Regions from separate parts of the Homo sapiens genome. Here region 1 is linked to region 2. Evidence: chromatin loops called from intact Hi-C (ENCODE). Cell type or tissue: PC-9. All regions are shown on one strand.

Region 1 (8,000 bases), 130 kb after region 2:
GCCAAGTACAGTGGCTTATGCCTGTAATCCCAGCACTTTGGAAGACCAAGGCAGGAGGATTGCTTGAGGCCAGTTCAAAACTAGACTGAGCAACATAGCAAGACCCCAACTCTAAAATTTTTTTTAATTAAAAAAACATAGCCAGGTATGGTGGCCCATCCCTATAGCCTCAGCTACTCAGGAGGCTGAAGCAGGAGAATTGCTTGAGCCAGGAGTTCAAGGTAGCAGTGGGCCATGATCATGCCACTGCAGCCCAGCCCAGGCAACAGAGCAAAAACAAAAATTAAATTAAATGTAATTTAAAAAGTTAAGGTCAGAGACATCAGTACAAATGGCAGAGTAATGAGCTCTAAAAATTCACTCCTCCATAAAAGCCATAAAAATATTGGTAAAAACTTGTCGGAATCAGTTTTTTTCAGAACTCTGGAAATTAACCAAAGGCTTGCAGCCACCTGGAGAGTGCTTATTCTTTAAAAAAATAAAATAAAATGGCTAAACCTCTTTAGGAAACCCAAACTTCGTGGTGTCTTAACTTCCCCAGTCCCATCCCCTGCTCTAGCTCTATGTTATCCTTAAAGAATAACAGCCCACGTTCCTGGGGCAGCCTGGCAACCACCAGACAGAACAGAACAGAACAGAACTGAAGCTCTTTCAAAGCTTTATTCCCAAAGAATTGTCAGTATTTGATTTGTCTGGTGAGTCTCTGCAAGATCCCACTTACAAGGCTGATAGCTGATTACATTCAACCTGAGGGCTCACTAGTGAAAAAATGCCTTCTCCTTGGTGTGTGTGTGAAGTAGGGGGCAGAATTTGTCAAAAACAACAAACGTTTTAACTTTGCAGCAACGTGAAGCAGTGATGAATAGTTGGGACAAACAAAAGACTAACCAAAAACCTTGAAAGAAAAGCTAGGAAATGAAATATCCATGGGGAAGCTTTGAAAAGCCTTGATATATTCCTGGAAATATAGAAGGCCACGCATATGTGTAGGGCTATCTATAGGCTCAGGAAGGTCCTGAAAAGGCCCTAAGTTTTCACCACTGGCTAATCTTGAGATTCTCTACAAGCAGGAATGGAAAGCTAAGGCAGAGTTGTCAACTACCTGGCTAAGTGTTGAAAGCATGCCCTTATACACATATAATAGAGACCTTTGACAAAGATTGGGAAATTTATTCATTCTAGGCATTTGAAGAAATTTGTGTCCAAACATTAGCTAAAAACTAAGCTAATCAAGGAGAACCTTTAGTGGCACTCACAACAAAAAATACAAACTTTACAGAATTAGTCTAGAAAAGTCACAAAACAAACAATAACTACAACAAGTAGCAACAACAAATCATGGGAATAGGAGAGAATCTGATTTCCAGAGTTGTTATATTTTTAAATGGCCAGTTTAAACAAAAAATATGAGACATGCAAAGAAAGAAGAAAGTATGGCCCAAATAGAAAAGTAAAAGAACAAACAACAGAAACTCTCCCTGAGGAAGCCTTGACATTGGACTTAACTAGACAAAGATTTAAAGTCAGCTATTTTAAATATGTTCAAAGAGCTAAAGAAAATTATGTCAAAGAAATGAAGAAAAGCATGAAAACAACATCTCACTAAATGGAATATCAATAAAAAGAAATAAATTATCAAAAGAACCAAATAGAAATTCTGGAATTAAAAAATACAATAGCTGAAATGAAAAATTTACTAGAAGGGCTCAATAGCAGATTTGGGCAAGCAGAAGAAGAATCCATGAGCCTGAATATAATTCAACTGATATGGAATAGAAAAAAAATGAAGAAAAACAAAGTCTCAGAGACTTGCAGACACCTTGCAGACACCATCAAACACAACTGGGAAACTGAGAAGGAAAAGGCGTAACATTTAAACTTAGTGGGATGGAGACAATTGAGATCCTTTTCAACTCCCAAGACAAGTGAGGCAGGAACTCCAAGAGCATCTTTATAAAGAATATTAGGAGTGCTTCCAAGAAAGAAAGACTGGCATCTCATTCCCTAGTTAGATATGAATGTAGGCAGCAAATTTGTTTGTCTTTGTATCTAGCTGAGGAGAGGAAAAGGAAACGAGAGAGAGGTAAGAGAGATCAAAAGTAAAGCATCTGCACTGCCATTTAGCATGGAAAAGTTGTATGAATTCCCCATGGATTAAGTGGCTATATGAAAGACAGTCAGAACTGAGCCACTTTGCTAGAGGCATCTGCTCCAAGATGACTGCCAAGGACTACAGATGCAAGATGATTGGGGTAAACAGCAAAGGGAAGTAGTAACTGTGGTGATGCTATAAAATGTCAAGTCAGAATCAGATTTCCTGTGTCAGGGCCTTAAACACTGATAAATAACTATTAAGTTATGAAATCTGCCCAAGATGACATTAAGTTGTGGACAGTGATCGAAAAAAATGAAACAATTTCATGTTGAAGGCCAGGCACAGTGGCTTACACCTATAATCCCAATACTTTGGGAGGCCAAGACAGGAGGATGAGTTAAGGCCAGGAGTTCAAGACCATCCTAGGCAACACAGCAAGACCTTGTCTTTACATTTCATGCTGATACCACAAAAAAAATTGAAACTTTCAAGAAACTAGTTATATATGTGTGCGTGATGCCAGATATATGGTGATAACAGAACTTTATTTATTTATTTAAAAAATTACTACTAACATGGAAAATTTAGACACAAACCTTTGGCAATGGTGTAGATAAAGTATTTTTGGCAGATGTCCACAGATAGTCTCTTTTATCTTTGGATATGCCATGATCAACTGATGTGAAATTTCGAGATACAGTTTGTGAAGGAACTGCTTTAGAATCCAATTTCCAATAAATTTCAGGTGTTTCCAATAAAAATGTTTGTGTTTTCTGCATTGAACAACAAGAATGAATAAAACCATCACTAAATGTCACATTAATTATTTATTTCTTTAATTAAAGTGCAGCAACTAGTAGAATTCACAACAAAATAAGCAAATTTATCCCTAAATTTATCACTGACTAGATAAGTTTGAATAAGTTACAGTTATCTTCTTTGTCACTTTACTTGTCCATTTAAGATGCAAATGTTATCTGCCCCTGCCTGTCTTCACAGAGCCTCTATGAAAACAAATAAGATATCCTGGAGGTCGTTATTCTTAGCAAACTAATGCAGGAACAGAAAGCCAAATACCACATGGACTCATTTATAAGTGGGAGCTAAATCATGAGAACACATGGACACATAGAGGGAGACAACAAAACACACTGGGGCCTATGGGAGCATGCAGGATGGGAGGAGGAAGAGGATCAGGAAAAATAACTAACGGGTATAGGTTTAATACCTGGGTGACAAAATAATCTGTACAACAAACCCCCATGACAGAAGTTTACCTATATAATAAATCTGTACATGTACCCCTGAACTTAAAATAAAAGTTAAATTTTTAAAAATGAAAACAAATAAGATATCTCAACTCTCTGACCAAAAGTTGAGGATTCTCTTTAAAAAATAAAAAAAAATCTTTACTCCTGGTGGCAAAAAGCCCTAATCTATGGTTCATTACAATAGCCTAAAAGTCAGAAGGAAATCTATTCTAACTTTCATTCGTTCTCTTTCATACATTGATACTTCTTCTTTTTCACCTATAAAAATATCAGCCTTTTCCTATCCACCAGCCTAACTTGCCTCCAAAAGCAAGGAGAATAATTATGAAAGTAAAGAATGAGAAAAATTTTCAGGGAAAAAAACTGAGAAAATGGCTATTTGCTTCAATTCTAAATAAATAAATTGCAAGTTTACTCTAAATACTTGACATTTTTTCAACTCAGTTTCCTCAGTTCTCTTTCACTCTACCTTTGTATACAGCTTCTTTTAGCACCTGACCTAACTTTCTAGTAAAAGCTAGTAATAGTTGCTTTAGTGGGATTCTACATGAAACTCATGCTCATCACTTTCTATTTTACAGTTTCTTTGGTCACCACCATCTCCACGAATACAATCGTGGCAATTATTCATAAGGAAATTGTAAGGAAATTGAGGCATGTTAATTTACTCAATTCCACAGCTAGTTAGCTGTGAAACTCAAATTCCCCTTTTTCTAGAATCGTGTTCTTTCAGTTCTCCTACTGCCTTTCATTGTAGAGCCCTCCTTTACAGGACCATGTTCTTCTGAGAACATCTCTCCTTTCTCTGAATTCTCTAGAGCACACACACACAAAAAGGGAATACAAGGACAAAATTTGAAAGCATGGTGGCTGAACTTTCAGTGCGTTTAAATTAGAGTATAGGATAAAGAGGCAACTACATGTACTATAAAAAAATCATTGAACTAGGAGCCAGGTACATCATATGGTCTTTTCTCCTAGATCTTTCCTATCTTTCCGGATTATTTAAGTAAATCTTCAAGTATCTCCAAGCTTAAATTTATTCATCTATAAATCAAGAGGCTAAATGAGATGGCTTATATCTTTCCTGCGTAATTCTAGTGATCTGTCATTTCATAATCCTTTTTCTAGCAAGTATGAATTTTTTCAGAATTGCATTTCTGTATCCTTTTCCCTACATATTTATACATCATAGTTGATGACAAAATTTTGATGAGAGCAATTTTTTTACTGCTCTCTGGATTCATCAGGGGTAAACTTTGGAACCGCCAAAATGTAACTGCTTTAATGGACAAATTGTTCCTCCCTACAGGTAGGAGAATGACAATTTAAGGTCACTGCACCACCTTGTGGCCATATCTGGAATTTGACATTTCGCTGGTAGCCTAAAGAAAATTCTCATGTGACAATACTGAACTATCCCTTTCCAGAAAATTCACAATTTTCTCTGTTGTATTTTTCAAACAAACATTTATAAGGCATGTGCTATGTCCCAAGCACTATTTTAAATGTTTTACAAATACCATCTCATTTAATCCTCATAACAACTTTAGGAAATAGGTATTATTATTATCCCTTTATAGATGAGAAAATTGAAACACGAAGAAGTTAAGTAACTTGTCCAAACTCAGAAACGTTTGGTAAATTTAACAAGCCTTATGTTTCAGTAGTGTTGGAATAAAGCACAGCAAAAAAAAAAAAAGCCTAGTTAAATTTCTTCATTCATCATTTTTCTCATTTTCCAACATATATATGGTTCATTTTCCAACATATATATCTAGACTCTCAGATAAAATATATGGCATTTGCTAATCTACTTGATAATGGAAACATATAGAATTGTACATGAATCAAAATATCTCTATAAGAATATGTGATACATACTTTCATAATATGAAGACATTCTAAATTTAAAAAAGAATATTGGAGATTAACCAATTTGCTTATATTCATTAGATACTTCCTTAAGTCTATATCTAACCATTCTGCATAATTTTATTATGATTATAATTTCTTCAGATATAATGTTTTCAAGTGTCTAGCACAGTGTCTGGAACATACAAAGCACTCAGTATTCACTCACAGGTTCAGTGCATCTTTCCTTTATTCTCTTTTAACTCAAGTGTAATAAAATATAATGAACTGTTCTCAAACTACTCTGAGTGTCATTTCCTTCCAGTTTAACTATAATCAGAGCAACCTCTGTGGGAACTTAGGAGATTATATCACTATATGTAAAGAAAATTCTTAATCATTTTAACCAAAAATTTGCTAAATCAAAATTCTTCTGCAATGATCCTATATTATCAAATAGGTTAGAAGCTGAGGGGTATTCTTCTTCTCTATGACTGATGTTTCCTTCCATATGTAGGGAGTACCACTAGGGTAACATTCCAAACCTCTTCCTGATTCCTTAGGGGAGAAAAAATTACTTAATGTGATTGGTGAATTTAAAGAAAAGGAGAAGCTGGACACATACAGCTCAGCCTCTTCCTTATTACTCCCCTTGAGAACTATTAGAATTACACATAAATTCTGCTCTTCTCCTTTATACCCTAAGTTTTACAAGAGCAGATGATCAAGTGGGTAGACCTATGCTAGTCAAGCTCTACTTGTGGCAGAAGATAAATTTGTCTAATTTGGGATTTCAAGATTAAGAGATCCTATTGCCTTCAAATATAAACTGCATTCTCCAGTATTTAAAATATTGATACTTTTTAATAAAGTCTTCAATAATAAAAATATTATTTTTATTCTCCCTTGTCTTTCTCAATTGGTTCAGAATATAAGTGAGGAAAACAGGATGTCATTTATTAAGCCCCCTCAAAACCCAAAATTAGACATAATCTAAATAAACTTTAGAATTGTTTATGAAAATATTTTGCCTCTAACATTAAAAAATTCTTAAGAGAGAAACACAGAGGTACCTAATTAAATTAAAACTATAATAAGAATTGTAGAGAAAGACTGAAACCTTCTTTTTTTCTTCTTTTTTGTTTCTGCATTAGACTGAAACCTTCTCCAAATCTCCAAATGACAAAATTTTGAAATTTTTAGCTAAAATGCTTTTGAATTAATAAATAGCAAGAAACAATTTAGAAAATGAAATTGTATGATATATGTAAAATGTTATTTTCCTACTTATAAACAAAAAATCATTTCTAAGTAGAAGTTAGAAAATGAATTGGTATTTTAAAACTATGAGAATTATATGCTCTTACCTTGTCTTTTTTTTCTTTAAGAGTAGCTGTGTTTTCTTTTGCCTCTCTTTTGAGTTTTTCCTATTAAAAATAAATATCAAGTACAAGTAACATAAACATCACAATGATCACAAATGAATATTATCAAAATCTTTCCTAGTAAGTATTAACAAAGAAAGATGACGAACCTCTCAATCTTATAAAGTAATAAAAAGAAAAAAAAGAAAAGTTAGTTCCTTTCTACAGAGGTATTATTTGGTTTTGATTATCTCTTCCTTTATTCTAATCAGTCTCTAGTGTATATCTGTGGACTTTTGAATAAGTCTCTTAAAACTCTGAATCTCAGCTTTCTTATTTGTAAAATAAAGCTAATGGAACAAATTACAGAATGAGAGATACGCACAAGTAACTAAGCTGTGAAAAGTTGCAAAAAGATCTAAAATATTGTGAGCCTTTACAGGCAGAATTAGATTTTTCTATGCATGTTGAGAAAAGGTGCAGTTCAGTTAGACTTTGGGTATGTGTATAGTCAAGATAAAAATGGAAAGGAGAGCTGTGGTCAGAATGGAAAGAGTGATATGCTAATATCATTAGATAGAATTTATTCAGTAAGATAAAAGAAAAGCCTGGCCTACATAAATGAATATGTAGGGTGCCTGTAATATGACAACCATCTGAAGCACAAAATTTTTACAACTCCAGGGAGTATTAGAGGTCTTAGAAAGTAAAAATCTCCAAGTGTGCAGAATTTTAGGCAGTAAAACTCGCCCATGATGTCTATGCCAGTATCTATCCTCACTGAATACCTTGCATACACCATGTTATCTCTCCCATAGCATTGCTCCTAATCACAGAACTCACTTCACTATGAAAGAAGCTGGCTGTAAACTGATGCAATAGTATTTACTGTTCTTATTATGTATCCTATAACCTACCAATGGTTGATCTTCAGTTATAGTGACAATTGGAGTCTACTCTAAGGGGCTGGAATGCTGTCTTTTAGGACAAAGCACATTTTCTAAACCAGCAATATCGTAATGACTCTCAGAATATGTATCTTGGCTTCTAGAGGACAGACGGGAGAAACCATCGCCTACAACTGCACTGTCTCTGCAATTCTGACTTTTCCTCGTCTGGAGATCTTGGTAAAGTCTCTTCTAATATAATATATGTTTCCAAGGTATGAAACAGCTCATACAAGAATGCGTATCTTTAGTGGTAGCTAAATAATCATCAGTTCCCTTAAACCAAAGAGATGGCCAGACCACTAAGGTTCCTATTTAATCTGAATAAGTAAGATATTCCTATAATACGGCCTGGCAAACAGAGAGTTGACTTGATCACCAGAGTAGAGAATGACAACCTTGTAACCAAATTTTGGATCTAAATAAACGTATCAGCCTATAGCCTTTTGAATAAAAAGGAAGCCTGGTA
Region 2 (8,000 bases):
TTTCATTTTAGTTAAAACATTTTAAAATGTAATTTATTGACCACAGAGGAATCTGTGCATGAAATCCCAGGTATTAAAAGGACATCCGGGCCCCTCCAGAGAGACAAGCCCATCCACCCAAACCCAGGGCCCTCTCTCTTTTATTCAGCCTCCTCACCTTCTCCCCTCTAGCAATGTAATGAGAGACTACTCCATTAATCACTTCTAAGAGCTGCCAGGTGGACAAGAGGTCGGGGGAAGAGTTTGCCCAAGGGAAAAGGGCTCCAGTTTAAAAATCCCAACTGCAGAAGTACCCCTCTCCCGTCAGAGACTGTGGGCAAGTTCCAACGGAGGATTCTAAGGGGCCCCTTGGGGGGTTGATATGCAGCAAAAAGGGTGATAACGATGTGGGTGGGGGAAAGGTAATATACTAAGGAGAGCTCAGGCAAAAGCAGAAAAGTCTGCCCTTTTTTTTTTTTTTTTGAGACGGAGTCTCGCTCTGTGGCCCAGGCGGGAGTGCAGTGGCGCAATCTCGGCTCACTGCAAGCTCCGCCTCCAGGGTTCACGCCATTCTCCTGCCTCAGCCTCCCGAGTAGCTGGGACTACAGGCGCCCACCACCACGCCCAGCTGATTTTTTTTGTATTTTTAGTAGAGACGGGGTTTCACCGTGTTAGCCAGGATGGTCTCGATCTCCTGACCTCGTGATCCGCCCGCCTCGGCCTCCCAAAGTGCTGGGATTACAAGCGTGAGCCACCGCGCCCGGCCAAGTCTGCCCTTTTGATAAAGAGACACCCTTGCAGGTAGGACCCAGTAACCTCTATGCCTCTAACACAGTAACATCTGGAATGGCCCGTGCACATTGCAAGGGTTTCTAGAAATGAGTGGAGAGCTAAGGACGGGAGGGGAAGGCGAAGGATCCTGTGAGCCCAGGGGCAATCTACAGGAGTGTTCATACTTTGGCATTGTCACTAACTGAGCACAGCTTCCAGAGGCCTCCTCGGCTTCACCACCCAAGGACAAAGTTTATTTTTCCTTTATGGAGAAAAAAAAAAAGGGAAATTTCAAAACATAAACACCAGAAGCTCTCCCTGTCTATCTCCCTAAAATTAGCTAGGCTATCAGTGTATAACCTGCAGGGATTTCCCTTCAACCATATGATTCACCACATCTTATGTGAAGTGTTCAGACTCTGCCTCCAGTGAATATTCGGTTTTGACACTCTCTGTCATCACTGCTGAGAACAGAAGCAATAACCAGTTGCTGCTGCCAGGGCTCAGGGCTCCAGTAAACGTCCTGCCTCAAGTCCTTGCTGCCCACAGAAAGACAGACTTGTGCTGAGCACTGGACTGAGAACCAAAAGAACTTATCCTGGTCCCAATTCTTCCCTTAATTTGATTGGTGTCTGGGCAAATCATTTCCCCTCATCTATATAAGGAGTTAGCCCTTTGTTCTGAGATGAGGCAAGAAATTGATAGGCCATCGGGCAGAGAAAACAGGGTCCAGGCCTGCCCATTATCTCATACCATATGTGGCAGAAAGGGTAAAATGCACCTCTGTATCTGGTAAAATGACATGAGGCCCCCACAGGAAGCCCACCTAGCTCAGAGCACATTCCCCAGCCCAGCAGCTGTCACAGGACATGTGATCCCAGGGAATCTCCTCTCAAGGCTCCCTGCCGCTCACCAGCCCTGTGCCATTTCAGGAAATATGGTCCCTTGAGCAGGCAAACAGCACCAAGGTCCCTGTGGTTTTAGCCCCGAGGGGACCTACCTCGTTCACAAGGTGCTGAGCCCCTTGGCCCTAGTTCGAGCATCTAAGGTGTGGCAGTGGGAGGGGGACACAAGTCCTACCTTCAAGGATCTCCCAGTCTGAGGAAGAAATCATCCATTATGATTCTTCTAAACAGTGGGGTTAAGTCCCTGCAGTCAGGCTGGAAGCCTCCCCGAGAAAGTTCAGAAAGTTCCTGAGTTCAGGAAGTCCCCCTCTGATGGGGGAGATGAGAACAGGGTTGCCAAGTTTACTGAATAAAAATATAGGATGCCCAGTTAACTGTGAATAGAAATTTAGTGAATAAAAATATAGGACAGTCAGTTAAATTTGAACTTCAGATAAACAAGGAATCACTTTTTAGGATGAGGATAACTCATGCAATATTTGGGACATACTTAAAAAAAAAATGATTCCTTATCTATCTGAAATTCAAATTTAACTGGACATCTTGCATTTTTTCTGGCAACCCTAGGACAAAACGAAGTCACAAGGCCCAAACCTAAGGTAACATAGGTGAGCAGGTAAAAAAGTCACAAACTGAGTCATAGTGCTGATGGGGACAGGAAATAAAGGCTCACTCAATGTCTGCAGACTGCTGCTGGGGCCTGGCAGGCTGCCCAGGAAAGCACAGGTCGCCTGGAAGGCCTCAGACTCGGCCCCAGCCTCACACTGCTGCTGGCTCCATCTCTGTGTGGGTAGCAGACTCTGGGACCCTGGGAGGGCATTCCAGGGGCTTGGCAACCAGCTGCAACCTCTCCAGCCAGAGGTGAGGCAAGGCCCACTGTGGGACAGGATCACAGCAGGGCCCATGAGGGAGTGGGTGGCAAGACCTGGGAGTGCAGATGGGCACCCAAGGAATGGTGTGTGCTTTCAAAATAGAGGGATGAGAAGTTTTCTTTCTTGCCAGGAAATAAACCTCCGTGAGACTGCTGCTAAGGGTGCTGGTGACTGGGTGACCTGAGAGCTAGGGAAACTACAAACCAGGAAATGGGTGCAATCCAGAGCTGAAGCCCCGTATTCCAAAGGTCTTAGCTCCCCAGGAAACTGGAGGACCGAGGCCCCCATCCAGGCTGTCTCATCCCAGAAGTCTGGCACCAAAAAGTCCCCAGACAGCATTTCACCCCCACACCCATGGATTCCCTAGCAGCCAGCATGTGACGCCCACACAAAGCAGTCAGAAGAGCAGTTCTCCAAGTCAAGAACAATCTTGTGTCATCTAACCACTGCTCTCCATTAGCTCTGTCAACTCCTCCATTTAGGGCAGTCAGAGTTTCATCCTTGAATGTGAGACTGAGATGCAGCCTTCACAAAGACAGTTTTCCAGAGACAGTTTTAGCAATTTACTTAGGAAGACGACTCAGCTTCCACAGGCCTGAGGTTTGAGAACAGCTAATGCTAGCCAGTCACAGAAAGGAGGCTGAAGTCCAGGGAACTGTCTGGTGTCTCCTCTCCCAAGCCCAGGTCTTCCTCTTTCTCAGCCCTGAGTACCAGGATCCTACTCCTGCTGTCCCATTGTAAGGAAGGCTGAGGATGTCCGAACGGCCCAGAGCATTCAGGCCAGCTCTCACCACTTCTAAGAGGTGGCCAGTGCAGCTCCCTTCGAGGAGCTTGAGGAAGATGGAGCGGGGGCGGCCCTAACAACAAGAATTTCCACTGCTATTCTCACTAGTAACCCAGCTCTAACTCTATATCAGGCAATGCTAAGCCCTCCATACACACTGTCTCATTTAACGCACAAACAGCCCTGTGCAGTGGGCACCGTTGACTTCATTTTACAGACAGGGACTTGAAGCCACAGGTATCTACCAGTCTGGACAGTTAACACTCAGGACAAGTCAGGTAGAGTTAACACTCAGGACGAGTCTCACTGGTAGAAACCAGTGAGACTAGCCCATCTCAGACTTTGGAAGTCATCATCCATTGGGGTTAAACCCCTGATTCTTGGGAGCACGGTAAAAGGCTCCCAAGGTCCCAGACTCTGCCACCGACACCGGGAAGCAGCCAGCAGCAGCGTGGGGCTGGGGCAGTCTGAGGCGTTCCAGATGACCTGTGGTTTCCTGAGCAGCCCACCAGGCTCAGCAGTACCCTGCGGACATCGAGCGACCCTTTATTTTCTGTCCCCATCAGCATTACGATGGTTTGTGAGCCAGGCTCCAAGTCCCTGCAAAGCTGCTGTCTGACAGCAGGGGGCGCCAATGTCTGGGAAAAATCTACCTGCCGCAAAAAATCCAGACAATTGGTGCTGAGGAATGTAAAGGTTCCAGGGAAAAGGTGGGCAAATTTGATCTCTTGGGCTTGACAGGCCCCAGGAAAGAAATTCAAAACAAAACTGTCTTGTGGTGCGGGCACTCAGCCCCAGATTTAGTGAGTGTTAGATCCCATGTGTTTGAGCCTCCTTATCGGCATCCCAGAGTTTAGCAAATGTCCCTCGGGGAAAACCTGTCTTACCTTTAGGGCTCCTCTGGTTTCTAGTCTGTCATGCCTTTCCCGAGAAACTGCTACAACCTCTGTTTCCTCTCTCCCTCCTCAGAGTCTCGCTGGCTTAGGTCAAGCCCTCACCCAAGCTCTGAATAGGCAAATGCCCAGAGGGAAGAAAGTGAGGTGGGATGAGGGCCTAGGAAGGATGCTTCCTTCTCTAGTTCAGTTGTCCTGCTCGTTGCTTCCACTGCTCTCCATTGTCTTTAAATATGGGATTTTCACAATTGATCCACTTTTCTCTATTATTGCAATAGTAGCAGTGGCGGCCTGTTGCAGCTTTCTGTATCCTACCCGGGGGCAACAGTGCAGCTTTTCGCTCTAAGCTTCTGTTTCCTCATTTGTGAAATGATGATAATATGTAAACATTAAGTGAGGGGAAGTATGTGTATCAGCCTGCTTAGTGCCCAGAACATAGGACGCCCTCAGTAAAGTATAACTTTTGGCCCGCCCCGGAAAGGATGTGCAGGGTAAAGGCGGCCGTGTGGACCCTGGTGAACAGCACTGCCCTCGGAATCAGTGGCTTGTACGTGAATCCCAGCTCCCCAATTTGTAAGCTATGTGGCCTTGAATAAGTCGCTTAACCTCTTCTAGCCTCATTTTGTCCTCAGTCAAATGAGAAAAACTAACGTCAGTTTTATAATATTGCAAGGATCCACGGAAGCATCACATGCGAAGCCCTTAGCTCCGTGCCTGGCTCTTGGTACGTACTCAGCGTAACTAGTAGCACATCTTATTTCACTCACTATCTGAAGTAAGGGCAGCTACAATAAAGCACTATATAGCATTTGGAGAGTGCCTACCAGAAACCAAATCTTATGATGAATATCAGAAAGGTATCCTCTCAGTACACTCCGGCTCACAACAAAATACCGTAAACTGTATAGCTTTTAAACAACAGAAATTTATTTCTCGAAGTCCTGGAGGCTGGAAAGTGCGAGATCAAGGTGCTGGCAGATTCGATGTCTGGTGAGGGCCCGCTTTCTGGTTCATGGATAGTGCCTTCTGTGTCCTCACATGGTAGAAGGGGAAGGGGTTTTCTTTCAGACCTCTCTCATGTGGGCACTCATCCCATTCATGAGAGCCCCACCCCATAACCTAATAACCTCCCAAAGGCCCCATCTCCTAATACTATCAACTTTGAGGTTTCGATTTTAACATATGAATGGGGGGGACACAAACATTCAGGTGTAAAGTAATAATAAATACTTCTTACATTATGTATTAATTTAGCAACTTTCTGAAGTGCCTTGACATTGATTATCTCTTTGCATTCACAGGTTCAACGAACTGTGAATCTAAAATATTTTCTTTTAAAAAATGGATGTGTCTATACTGAACATTTTTCTTATTGTCATTTCCTAAACAATACAGCATAACAATTATTTACATAACATTTACATTGTATTAGGTATTTTAAGTAATCTAAAGAGTATTTGAAGCACACGGGAAGATGTGTGTAAGTTATATGCACATACTACACCATTTTACATAAGGGACTTGAGCATCCGTGGACTGGGGTATCTGCAGGCAGTCCTGTAGCTGCTCCACCATGGACATCAAGGGACAGCTATATTTAGTGGAACAGATATCATCCCCATTTTTAAAATGAGTAAATTAAGTTTCAGTGAAGTTAAATGAATTAGCCAATGTCCACCCAGCTACAAAGGGGCAGAACCAGGAAAAGAGTTAGCCTTTATCCCGCTAGTTCCTGCTTTCAAGAATGTAACCATTCTATCACAAAATAGGCCTCAGTAGGAGAATATAATCAAGTGGCAGGAGGTCAACATTAGACAGGAGTACAATAGAAAGCCAGAGAAAGAAGAACTGTAGGAAAGCATGTTAGCAAAAACCATGCTTATGTGTGCTGTTAAACTATTCCAGCCATCAAATGCTAGTGCAGACCAGAGCCCTAAAGGGAGCAGAGGAAGCTCAGAAATCGTATTGTGAGAAGAAGGCTAGGAACACAGGTTCATCTCTCAGGTGGTCTGACAAGGTCAGACTTCACTTTTTAAAACGTATTCATTCCACAAAAATTTTTTGGCATTGGGTACACATGGACACAAAGATGAGAACAACAGACACTGAGGACTTTAAAAATGAAGGAGGGAGGCAGGGGGCAAGGGTCTAAAAACTACCTATTGGGTCCTATGTTCACTATTTGGGTGACAAGTTCAATTGAAGCCCAAATCTCGCTATCACACAATATATCCATGTAACAAACCTGCATATGTACCCCTGAACCTATAATAAAGAAATTTAAGCTGGGCACAGTGGCTCACACCTGTAATCCCAGCACTTTGGGAGGCCGAGGTGGGCAGATCACGAGGTCAAGAGATCGAGACCATCCTGGCCAACATGGTGAAACCCCGTCTCTACAAAAAATACAAAACTTAGCTCAGCATGGTGGCATGCACCTGTAGCCCCAGCTACTCCGGAGGCTGAGGGAGGAGAATCGCTCAAACCCAGTAGGTGGAGCTTGAAGTGAGCAGAGATAGTGCCACTGCACTCCAGCCTGGTGACAGAGTGAGACTCCATCTTAAAAAGAAAAAAAAAAAAGAAATTTAAAAGATGTTTTGGGCTTTTCCTATGTACATCTAGGTCAATCACCAGAATATAATCATGGACAAAAACATGTCCTCATGAAGCTTATAGTCTATTGAGGGAGATAAGCAATAATCAAATAATCAACATGTAGATATCCAATTACAAATTGAGGTGAGTGCCATGATGCAGAAGTACCAGGTGCATTAAGAAAGCCCCTAACCTAATCAACCCTGCCAAGGGCATGTGGAGGGCATGGGAAGGCAGACTCAAGAGCACTGCAGGCAGAGGGGTGCGGCTGTGAAATCCCTGTGATGAGAGAGCAGGGAGCACCCAAAGAAATGAGAGAAGGTGAGTGGGGTGGAAGAGGGAGCAAAGGAAAAGTCAGGGTGGGAGGGTGGGCAGAGCGGTCCCCATGGGCCAGACAGCCGGATAGGGCTGGGCCTTACAGATTGTGGTTGAGACTTGGGTCTTATTCTCATAGAAATGTGAAGCCACTTTCTGTCATCCGAATGTTTGTGTCCCTCAAAATTCACATACTGAAACCTAATCTCAATGTGATGGTATTTGGAGGGAGGTTTTTGGGGGTTGATTAGGTCATGAGTGTTCTGGGTTGTGATGGGATTAGTGCCCTTTTAAAAAGAGGCCTGGAGGGCTCCTCTGCCCCTTCCTCCACATTTGGACACAGCAAAAAGACTGTCATCAATGAACCAGGAGGTGGGCCCTCACTATGCAATAAATCTGCCAGCACCTGGATTTTGGACTTTCCAGCCTCTAGAACCATGAGAAATAAATTTCTGTTTTTTATAAGGCACTGACTGTATGGTATTTTTTATAACAGCCCAAATGACTAAGACACCACTAAAGAGCTTTAGGTTGGGAAGAAGCCTAGAAAAGGACGAAGAAAATGAGTAGAGGATGGATTTTTCAAGTTTCTTTGATTATAAGCAACAGTAACAGAGTCCGGTTTACTTTAGAAAAAAAAAAAATAATTTACTTCAAGAAGATGTTGTAGCATCAAAAGAAAGGCTGAACAACTGGGCCTTGAGATGGATGGGAAGAAAAAAGTTGCTGCAGATCCAGGTGGTGGGGACTGAGACACACCACCTCAGGACAAATGTGCTCCAGGCACTCTTAAGCCCTGTGTCACTCTTCTCAAGATTCAAGTTCCACAGAGACAGACTCTAATGGGCCACACTTGGGTCACATGCTCATTTCTTGCCAGAAGACA

The links. Peaks named below come from ENCODE experiments on the same cell type or tissue, not always from the same donor. Only the 100,000 strongest peaks of a DNase experiment are listed, where the experiment ranks them.
Region 1: it touches region 2 in a loop (16-fold over the local background); 107 of 110 quality-filtered maps call a loop at or near these places.

Annotation. Positions count from the first base shown.
Region 1 is chr1:114,976,204-114,984,203 of GRCh38, reverse strand. It overlaps SYCP1 (synaptonemal complex protein 1), which reads right to left. Exons shown (of 32, transcript NM_003176.4): 28 at 6,588-6,647; 29 at 2,692-2,868. Among named protein-coding and RNA genes, the nearest start is that of TSHB, 50 kb to the left of the region's middle. In PC-9, a CTCF peak has its summit at 4,711 (motif pointing left); a DNase peak (open chromatin) is centred at 4,713.
Region 2 is chr1:115,108,917-115,116,916 of GRCh38, reverse strand. No RefSeq gene overlaps it. Among named protein-coding and RNA genes, the nearest start is that of LINC01765, 13 kb to the right of the region's middle. In PC-9, CTCF peaks have their summits at 3,743 and 3,944 (motif pointing right); DNase peaks (open chromatin) are centred at 207, 2,326 and 2,676; H3K27ac peaks cover 2,890 bases.